Linked DNA regions of Mus musculus: region 2 is linked to region 1. Evidence: chromatin loops called from intact Hi-C (ENCODE). Cell type or tissue: left cerebral cortex. All regions are shown on one strand. Links, peaks and the distances in the headings refer to the core of each region. The heading gives the core; the rest is flanking DNA. Region 1 overlaps Pik3r3 (phosphoinositide-3-kinase regulatory subunit 3). Region 2 overlaps Pomgnt1 (protein O-linked mannose beta 1,2-N-acetylglucosaminyltransferase).

The links. Hi-C counts contacts between places; a loop is a spot of excess contacts. Peaks named below come from ENCODE experiments on the same cell type or tissue, not always from the same donor. Only the 100,000 strongest peaks of a DNase experiment are listed, where the experiment ranks them.
Region 2: it touches region 1 in a loop (2.2-fold over the local background); 1 of 42 quality-filtered maps calls a loop at or near these places.

The regions. Positions count from the first base shown.
Region 1 is chr4:116,298,996-116,304,366 of GRCm38, forward strand. It overlaps Pik3r3 (phosphoinositide-3-kinase regulatory subunit 3), which reads left to right. Exons shown (of 10, transcript NM_181585.6): 10 at 639-4,061. The coding sequence ends at 837. Among named protein-coding and RNA genes, the nearest start is that of Pik3r3, 80 kb to the left of the region's middle. In left cerebral cortex, for the core only: no CTCF peak of the experiment used is centred there; a DNase peak (open chromatin) is centred at 2,218; H3K27ac peaks cover 1,203 bases.
Region 2 is chr4:116,157,271-116,162,641 of GRCm38, forward strand. It overlaps Pomgnt1 (protein O-linked mannose beta 1,2-N-acetylglucosaminyltransferase), which reads left to right. Exons shown (of 22, transcript NM_026651.2): 18 at 623-687; 19 at 882-926; 20 at 1,153-1,288; 21 at 1,713-1,822; 22 at 1,910-2,574. The coding sequence ends at 1,997. It overlaps Tspan1 (tetraspanin 1), which reads right to left. Exons shown (of 8, transcript NM_133681.4): 8 at 4,611-5,371. Among named protein-coding and RNA genes, the nearest start is that of Tspan1, 7.6 kb to the right of the region's middle. In left cerebral cortex, for the core only: a CTCF peak has its summit at 2,717 (motif pointing right); DNase peaks (open chromatin) are centred at 2,793, 2,944, 3,752 and 5,050; H3K27ac peaks cover 3,248 bases.

The sequences.
Region 1 (5,371 bases), core at 1-5,000:
ATAAACTTGATTTTCTTTCCACCAAAACATCTTCATAAAGTTGATCTACATAGTTATTATGATCCTAACAAAACCCACAGCCCTGGGCTGGAGAGATGGCTCAGTGGTTAAGAGTGCCGACTGCTCTTCCAAAGGTCCTGAGTTCAAATCCCAGAAACCACATGGTGGCTCACAACCATCTGTAATGAGATCTGATGCCCTCTTCTTGTGTGTCTGAAGACAGCTACAGTGTACTTACATATAATAAATAAATAAATCTTAAAAAAAAAAAACAGCCCACAGCCCTAGCTGAATATTTGCAGAAATTAAAAAAAAGTTTCTAAAATTCCTCTGAAATGCACAGGACCCAAAACAACCCAAAGCACTGCCACCTGACATCAGCACTCATGATTGTAAGCTACAACAATCAACAAAGGAGGAGTTAACAAATGGACATGTATGTGGAGTGACAGGAATTGAGGGCTGAGAGAGTAGGCCTACATGGGTGGTGGTTGTACATACCTGAAGTCAAGCCTTTAAGAGGCACAGTTGTGTTTGATTGACAGGATGCTTCTGCCTGGATCCTATGTATAACAATTGCTCTGGACTTCCTCTGTTTCCTGGACATGCCTTAAGTATTTTCCTGTGTTGTCTCTCAGTGCAGACGGGGAAGTGAAGCACTGTGTCATCTACAGCACGGCTCGAGGATATGGCTTTGCAGAACCCTACAACCTGTACAGCTCACTGAAGGAGCTGGTGCTCCATTACCAGCAGACATCCCTGGTTCAGCACAACGACTCCCTCAACGTCAGGCTCGCCTACCCTGTCCATGCACAGATGCCTACGCTCTGCAGATAAGCAGAGTGGAAGAGACACGCTCTCTAGCCGTTTTTTTCCTATGGTTTTTATTAGACTACGATGAGGGCATTCTTTCAACGTAGACTGCTTGTTTTGCACAAGTGATTCTGTGAATGTGAAATGGAGAGGCCAAGCAGTAGCTTGGATTTAGAAATGAGGGGCCCAGGGTCTCTGGCCTCGGCTGTGCTGCTGCACTGATGGACTAAGCTGGAAGCAGATATTGGTTTCATGGGGTTTGGGTTTGTTGTCAGGCACCTTTAAAAGAACAGCTAAGGCTTGTTGTGGGTTGGGGTGGGGGTTTTATTTGGAAGTTTCTGAAGAGTCCACATCCCTTTGTCCTCAACCCTAAGAATGCAGCAGGTCACAGTTCTGCTGGGAGTTGTTTTGATTTGATAGTCTCTTCCCCTTTCCCCCAAATAAAGAGCCGATTTTGGCTCTGTGGTAAAGTGGGATTTGGTTTGGAGGGAAAAACAACCAAAGGAAAATAGGGAGGTATGGGATTACATTTTCAGAATCTAAACCAAGGAGGCAAAAGACCCCTTCAGTTGATGTTACTTCAATTTTATCAACATAATCTAGGCTTCAGCATCTTCACCAACTCCTCCCTCTAAAGCACTGTGTTCAAAAACCAACAAAGCAGCATCGCCAGACCAAGGTCTAAGGGGAGGACAGTAGTAGCTGAATGTACACTTCTGTACCAAAACTTGAAAGACTAGAAATGTGAGTTTCAACAAACACTAAAATTGGTCAGTGTATTTCCTTTTGCCCTGGCCTTGTTTCTCAGATGAGGAATAGAATTATTTTGTGGAAATAGTAAGCTTTGAGTCATAATGAAGTTGGTGCTTGTGTGGTGTTTCTTTAAAGAAATGTTTGAAACCCTTGTAAGTTGTTTTATGAGTAAAGAAACAGTGCAATCCAGTGCTTTTAGATGGCTTGATATACCAAATAATGATAGAGAACAACATTGTTGTGTGCTTCCTCAAGTTTAAAAGCCTTGCCAAAACTATACAAGGATTAATTTGCCTTCATCTCCCCTTCCTTTTTTGGATAGGGTTTAGGGAGCCATAGGTAGCTAAAGGAGGACTCGAGTTTGTGGTCAGAGACCTCAGTAAATCACAGGCACATGAGGCCTGGTATCCATGGTGAAGGGTCCATCACATGACATGTTATTCAATACTGTGGTTGAAGCGTTTGCCAGAAGAGGGGATGACGTGGAGTTCAGACTATCTGGGGAAATAATCCACAGGCTTTCCTGCTTGCCCTTTTTGTGAGCCTGCTGTTAAGGCAGTGCACACAGCCTGCTCTCATGCTTCCGTGGCTGTGGTTTAAGCCTTCAGCTAAGTGAAGTTAGATAGAGGAGAGGGCAGCCATCTATTTATGGATTCACACTCATTTAAGAGTTCAGCTGCTTCAGAGTCAGTTCTGGAGCCATAACAGGCTCAGTATGACTCAGCTGCTTGAGCCCAGTAATGTGCAGTCAGGCAGTTTAGACAAGCAGCCTGTGCCTGGGTCATCAGGCTTACAATCAGGGAAGATGAAGTTTGGGGGCCAAAATAAAGATGAATATGACTTTCCCTGAGCACTTCCTTTGGTGACAGTGTCTAGAAGAAACCACAGTATAGAGATAGGTCAAAAGTTTTGAATAATTGTCACAGTTGATAGGGCATGCCATTGATGGCTTTTTCTTGTTCATGCTCCAGTGTGAAAGAGAGGAGATTGACCACCCTCAGCCACTCTGTAAGGCCTTTTTCAAAATTGCCAGCTTAAAATCTTGCTCAGTTTACCAAGTAATGCCAGGCTATTTGTTGATTGGAATACCTGTGACTTTGTACTGATGTTGAACTTGCTGAAGCAGTTATATGCTCAAGATTAGGTGTGAGGAATCCCTCTGATCCAGCACTAAAATTTTAGTATGTCCTGAACGCCTTTTTAAAGAAATCTCTTCCAAGTAAGTCAAAATGATAAAATATACAGCTTTAGTGTTGAATAATGTCTTTACCTTGTAGGCAGACATGGAAGATATGCAGGAGAAAGCAGCATCTACACCTGGGCTGGACAATGGAGAAAGACAGGTTTTCAGTCCTATATTCTTTCCCTTTGAGTAACCACTTTGTGGGAGCTGAGACCAGGGATCATTTAATAAATCGGAAGCTATCTTTTTATTTTTCTGCCAAGTTACTACATGATTTATCTGATCCTGAGCTGTGGAAATGGCATGAGGAGCAGTCTCCTAAGAGTGGCCCTGCTGTCTGAGGGAGTCTGGAAGCAGGTGTTGGTCTTCTTCTCAAGGCTAGCTCAAAGTTCTGTCTCATGATCTAGGCCCTGGGACTATCTCTTTTGGCATCTTAACTGTAGACTCATTGACTAAAGCAGAGGCTAGAGACAGATTAGGACCATAGGGGCAGGCAGATCAGCCAGTCCCCAGATCAGCCAGTCCCCAACAGGAAAGCAGCTTTGGGTTGGCTAGATACAGTTTTTAAAATAAAAACAAAACAAAACAAAGCTGTTTCCACCTGGCATAGTTCAGCTTAGGTAGGTTGTTTATGTTCTTGTCACTGCTCCAGCAATAGATGAAGACATCCTACAGCTCCACACTACTAAGACACAAGCTTTCTACATTTACTTCAGACTCAAGCCCGAGTGGCATCTTCCTTGTGTCCCTTCTCTGCAAGGTACCAGCTTCACCCATTCTCCAGAACTTTAAAGAAAAAATGTACTTGAACAATTTCTGATTTCTAGGATGATCTCTACTGCCAGTTAGATCTTCTTGAGGTTTCCATGACATCATACACCAGAGGTCCATTCTTGGTCCTTTGCTGCCAACTGCTCATTCTTGACTTAGCTCTAGCCATTTGTGACAACCACCCTTGTTTCCTTACAAATCCTCGCATGTAACTTTGGTACTTTGTTGTTTCTTGTGAAGAATCTATTCTGTTGTCTTTGATGTAATAAAAAAATTTCATGTAGTTTATGTAAAAATAACTGACTCAGAAGGAAGCCAACTGTGTCTTGTGTTGGAACAATTCATAATGTAATTTCTAGACCACTTTTGCAAATTGTTCTTGTCACCAAATGTGTTCAGACATTGCTGTGCGGTTGTGGGGAAGGGGTGGGGGGAAGGTAAGGTGAGAACATTGTTGGGGCTTTTTCCTTTTTTTAACCTTCTCCAAGACTTGGAATGGTTGGCAGACTTGCTCCAGATGCAATAAAGACATTGCAGTGAAGCATTTTTTGGTTTTCTTGGCATGGAGGGCAGTGGGCTAAAGCAGGTTAGGGAGTAAGGTAAGAAGTTCTGCATGCTTGAAGTCCATACTGGGGCCAAGAGAGGTTCTCCTTCCTATAAGAGGAAATTAAAACTCAAAAAACAAAAACAAACAAACAAACAAACAAAAACCTTTCTACCTCCCAAAGGACACAAATCCAAAATTAAATGAAAGCCATTTCCTCCCTTTAACACCCATTCAAGTAAATGCATTTTATTGGTTCTCATACTCAGAAGTGTTTTTCTACTCTGCGACTAGGAGAAATGGACTTAGTTTTATAGTTTATGCTTTTGTCCCTCTTCAAGGTACAATACCCACATGGCATGGTCAGGGAATACCTGTTTATTTACCTTGTGCTGTGCCTTTAGTCCCAAGACAACCGAACTTATCTTCTTGGACATCTCTGTATCGCATATGCATTGGACTTAAGAGGAAGGCTGACGATCATCCTGTCCATCCCCAGACCCTCACGCCTGCCTACAGCTATAGAGCTCCCTCTGTTAAATCACAATAGGTAGCCCTTCCAACCACACCCACACCCAGAGTCCCATGTATATTGGATTCTATTTCCTCCCTGCAATCTTTTTGTTTTGTTTATTTTTATTTATTTATTTTTGAGACAGGGTTTCTTTGTGTAGCCCTGGCTGTCCTGGAACTCACTTTGTAGACCAGGCTGGCCTCGAACTCAGAAATCCACCTGCCTCTGCCTCCCAAGTGCTGGGATTAAGCCATGCCTGGCTTTTTTTTTTTTTTTTTGGTAATCTTTTTTTCCACTCAGTTTCATCATCCACATTTAAAATGGCTGGGTGTATAGTGCTACTGAGATAGCTGCTTTTCTAGAGGACCCAAGTTCAGTTCCTAGGACCCACATGACAGGTCACAACATAATTCCAATTCCAGAGGATCTAAGCCCTCTCTGGCCTCTGTGGCACTGTATGCATGTTGTGCAGATACACATGCAAGCAAGACACTCACAGGGATACTTTAAAAAATATATATATATATATATGTGTGTATATATATATATATATATATATATATATATATGAATTTGAGTGTCCTCATTCTACTCTTAAACTCTACCTTGATCATTCATTCCTTTCACCTCAATGTCTGTTTCCTCACTTGAAACTTCCCTACAGTTATCACTTGAAACAGTGCCCTCTCAAATGCTAAGTGATCATTGCTTGTTTTTTCATTAAACCCACTCCACTCCACCCAATCATCTAGTTTTCTTCAGACATGTTTACTCTCTCTGGCTTTTCTAGTCT
Region 2 (5,371 bases), core at 161-5,160, 140 kb before region 1:
ACAGTTGGGGCTACACAGGGAAACCCTGTCTCAAAAAAAACAAAAAGAAACAAAAAAGTGCATTTGAAACAGTACAGCTGAAAGGGATATATTTAATTTAGAACCTCCTAAAAGCAAGAGAAGCTAATAAAATCCTTATTTACCAATATTTACCATATTTCTTATCTACTAAGGAAGGACAAGTGCTTCCTCGCGCCATTCATGGAACCTGAATCAGCAGTTTCCTTCCTTCTAACCCATCTTTGCAATTGGCTACATCCAACGGACCGGTGTCTCTTTCTCAGTCTTCCCTTCCTCCCCCTCTGATACACACACCCCTACCCCTTGTGTTTTCAGGTCTCTTGTAGCTCAGCCTGAGACTGGTCTTGAAATTCTAATCCTCCTGCCTCCATCTCTCTTTACTTCTAAGTCTCTGTAGCAAATCTGGGGAAAGCCAGTGGGAACAGGACTAGTTTACGGGTCAGTAGCTTGAGCCAAGGGACCAGACCAAATTAAAGGTAGTAAGAGCTTGCCAAAGACAGCAACTCGGAGGGCCCTGGGTCTTGTAGATCTTCAGTAGGTCAGTGAGCAAGTGTGGGCCACACCAAGAAGTCCTGGCCTTCTGTCCTCATTCCTGTTTCAGGAGGCCTACTTCAAGAAGCACAAGTTCAACACAGTTCCAGGTGTCCAGCTCAGGAATGTAGACAGGTAGAGACTGGCAGCAGGCTAAGGGGGTGGGTATCTAAGGCTTGATGGCCAGTGCTTGCTAGTCCTTTCCTGTCTGGGGCCTTGGGAATTTACCTCAGCCCTGCTGTACCTTTTCCCCGTGTGACCCTTTGCCCTGCTCATTCCTTTCCATGGACCTGAGGGACTCTCCTGATATGTTTCTCCCTCCCCTTCAGTCTGAAGAAAGAAGCTTATGAAGTGGAAATTCACAGACTGCTCAGGTATGCCCTAGGGCAATTGGGATGCCTGGCAGGGAGTAAGGAATCTAGCTTCCTTGGTGACACCGTTAATGGGCACTATAGAAAATAAAAACCAGTGTGCTCTGGTACAGACATTAAGAACTGAAAGAAGGTAGCAGCGGAGCATTAACTCAAGTTCAGGGCCCTGTGTGTCCCATCTAGGAAGTAGGCCCTGTTTCGGCCTTAACTTTTTTTTACCCCAATGCAGTGAGGCCGAGGTTTTGGACCACAGCAAGGACCCTTGTGAAGACTCCTTCCTGCCAGACACGGAGGGCCACACCTATGTGGCGTTTATCCGAATGGAGACAGATGATGACTTCGCCACCTGGACTCAGCTTGCCAAGGTGCCTCAGGCTGCACCTCCCTCAGTAGCGCCCGCATCAACATGCGCTGCCCCTGCTATGCTAGCAAGAGTCTTTGTTAGAGAGCTTTCAACCTCAGAACCTTCTCCTACACTCTTACTTCTCTCATCTCACTTCCTGGCCAGGTATAGTGCGGGCCTTTCATGCAGCACTCGGGAGGCAGAGGCAGGCAGATCTCTGATTCAAGGGCCAGCCTTGGTCTACAGAGTGAGTTCCAGAATAGCCTATGATTACACAGAAAAACCCTGTCTCAAAAAAACAAAGAAGAGAACCTCTCTTTTAAGCCCTTGCTCAAATCCGTACTCCAGATAATGCTTCCTCTTGAAGGGTGAGGCTCCGCAAGGCCTTCAGAGAATCATCTCCACGGCTTCTTGACCATCTCTTTCTCCTACTCTATCCCTGCTAGTGCCTCCATATTTGGGACCTGGATGTTCGTGGCAACCACCGGGGCCTGTGGAGATTATTTCGGAAGAAGAACCACTTTTTGGTGGTGGGGGTCCCAGCCTCCCCTTACTCGTGAGTCACCCCGTTCTGCCCTAGGAAATGGCCTTCTGGGTCTGAAGCATGTCCTCTCCTCTGTACCGTTCATCTGTTATGTTTCAGAGTGAAGAAGCCACCATCAGTCACCCCTATTTTCCTGGAGCCACCCCCAAAGGAAGAAGGAGCCCCAGGGGCTGCTGAACAAACGTGAAGCCTCCTCCAGGACTCTGCAGGGCTGGGTACTGTGTACCCCCAGACAGGCTAGCCCGTTGCCCTACCCTGTAGGATTTAGTAGATGCTGGTAGGGGTAGGGCTGGTTTGTTTTTAACATGGAATTTAATTACTAACTCCAAGGGGAAGGATCCCCTGCCCCAACACCCCTATTCCTGAGTTTAAGGTCTATTTATTTACTTCCTTGTCAAAGAAGAGCAGGAGAGTTCCCAGGACCTCTTTGGGATCCCTGGGTAGCTGATCCACTCTTTTCATACCCTGTCCTCCCAGGCCTGGCTCAGAACCTATTTATTGACTGTCCTGGGGGCCTTGGGAATAGGCCCAACCCGGGGCCTTTATTCCTCTCTGGACCAGGATGCTGCCCTGAGGGTGGGACTGGCTCATACTCAGGAAAACTGTTGTGCCCAACTGATGGACAGGCCCATATGGGGTCCATGTGCTGACAGACTCACACAGAGACCTTTAGACACTGGACCAGGTCTCCTCTTAGCCTTCTCTTTGTCCAGATTTCCAAAACTGGATAAAGATGGTCATTGATTAAAAAAGAAGAAAACCTCTGGGGGTGTATTTTGTAATAGTTTTGTGGGGAGTATGGCGTGGTGGTGAGGGAGAAACCATTACTGGATAAATGGTGAGGTGTTTGGGGTTTTTGGTTTTTTGTTTTATCTGCCATAGTTTATCTTCTGTGTGAAGCCATTTGGCCACCAGGGGATGCCCAAGTCTCAAGCTTCAAGTCTTTTGTTTCAGAAGGGTTCCACCCTGGTACCAGCTGACTTATATGCCTTGCCTACTTGGCAGCCATCTCACACCCCTTCCTCGCTATTCTACCACCCTGCTAGTTCCATCCTTTGTGTCTGAGCCCAGCACCTGTCCCCAGAAACGGAGTAGGTAAGAGAAACCAAAAAGGACAGATGGGGGTGGTTGAGGCAATGCTCTGGACGTAACCATAGTGGAGACAGGAAGTGACTGGATCAGAAACAGTGGCAGCCACAGCAGTGTGGGAGATGATTTTGAGAGAAGATACTGGGCAGGCAGATACAGGAGCAAGGCTTTCTGTGGCCTGAATTGGTTGTGTGCAGAATTCCATATAGGGATGTTTTTTCTGCATAAAAGGTCCATGGTTTTCATCAGAGGCTAGTAACTCAAAGGAGCCTAGGAAAGTCTGAGTTAATCACCAAAAACCAGACAATATAGTCGTTTGGGAGTCAGATAGCCCAAGGCAGGGGAATATGACCTTTAAGGCTCTGAAGATTAAGATCAGGACCTGAGTAGATCAGACTGTAAGAAAGGGTATAACTCTTGCCAAGGACGGGAACTTACTGGAATTCCTGCCCTTTACCTTTGCTGTCCTGGTGCCCCTTACTGGTGCCTAGAGCTCAGCAGTAGTATCGTGCAATATGGCTTTGACATTGGTCACCACCCTGACCCCCTTCAGTGTTCAGTAGAGCTAGTGTTTCAGGTGGCAAAGTAGGCACAGGAGAAGCAATTAGACCGTGATGAAGTGGCAGCCCTCCCTGGACAAACAAATCCCCTTCCTCCTCCTGCTTCCACACAGGCACTTGTGGGAGGAATAGAGTTTGTGTGGGAGATGCAGTTTGCTGGCAAAGGGTGAAGGCCAACTAGTTCTCTATCTAGAATCCTAGTAGATTCTTGGTCAGGCTTCACAGAAGCTGTGTGGCTCTGGCCAAGTCTGTTCTTTTTTGGGCCCAACAAGTGGGTGGGTGATAGCTGTGGGCTGCTCTGGAAAAGCCCATAGAGACAGATGGGGGGCGGGACTGTCAAAGGGAAGGGAGGAGGGAAGATAGTCAAATCGGCTTTGCCTGGTGGCAGCCACTGTCCTGCAGCAACAGCATTTCCCTTGATGCTGCCACTTGAAGTTCAGAGGCATTCAATTTTTGTTTTTTGGGGGGGCTTTTTTTCTGAGACGGGGTTTCCCTGAGTGGACTTGGCTATCTTGGACCTCACTATGTAGACCGGGCTAGCCTCAGACTCAGAGATCAGCCTGCTCCTGCCTCCCAGGTGCTGCGGTTAAAGACATGTGCCACCAAAGTATTGCATTTTTTAAAAAAGACATTTAGATTTTTTTTCAGAGACATTCAGTTCAGTTTCTTCAGGTTGGACTGTTACTGTGTCAAGCAAGGTCCACCCAGTTACAGGAGCCCATCTGGCAGCTAAGGACTGGGTAAAGACTAGGAATGTATTATAGTGGTGTGTTTGCCTAGCACACATGAAGTCGGGTGTGATCCACAATACCTCCTAAAACCAGGCATGGTGATGGATACATATCTCTAAACCCAGCACTTAGGAGACCGAGGCAGGAATTCAGTGTCATTCTCAGCTACATAGAAAGTTCAAAGCTGTGCCGGGCGTGGTGGCGCATGCCTTTAATCCCAGCACTTGGGAGGCAGAGGCAGGCGGATTTCTGAGTTCGAGGCCAGCCTGGTCTACAGAGTGAGTTCCAGGACAGCCAGGACTACACAGAGAAACTCTATCTTGAAAAACCAAAAGAAAAAAAAAAGAAAGTTCAAAGCCAGCCTGGGCTGTATGAGACCCCTCCATCTAAGCAAAAACAACAAAGAAGTGAGATCTTGGCCAGGTGTAATGGTGCACAGCTTTAATCCCAGCATTCAGGAGGTAGAGGACCCCTTTTTCAGAAACAAAGGAAAAAGAATGCTTGGGTGAAAGAGCCAGTGCCAACGGTGGCCATAGTGCTATAATTATGCTCTCAGCCCCTGCATTAACTGTGCCACCAAGATCAAGCAGGCCACACTCTTCAGCTGCCCAGTTCCTGATGAAGATGATGGAAACATACCCGATGTGTCCATCTGCCCTTAGGGCACAAGTCTGGAATTGCTGAAGAACTTGTGTCCCCCTTTGCTGCCCCCCAATAAAATATATACACCCCCCAAAGTATACAGATCTTTAGAGCAATGGATAGGCCAAGAATAAATGATTTTGAGATTCCCCAAAGTAGGGCATATAGCTTAGACGTACTTATCTAAGTTCCTGGAGGGCTCCAACTAGTGACTCCACCCACACAGCCCTGACTTGGCACAAGCTTGTTATTTTCATAGCTTTCCAGTCTAGTGCCCTTCACCAGGAGGGAGAACTTTCACCGCAAAGCCCTCCTGGTACATAAACGCAGACCAATGCAGCTCTCCCTTCCTCAGTGTACTCTTGGACACTTTTACTCTCCCTCCCAGGCTGGAACCAGATACCTACGTCCCTTCCCTCCCACCCTGCTGAGTCTCCAGCTTCACAGAAGTCAGTGCAACTTAGGCAATCAGGACCCATCTCTCCAAGCATATACAGGTCAATTAGAAATATTTTCATTGGTTTATAGGTTCCAAAATG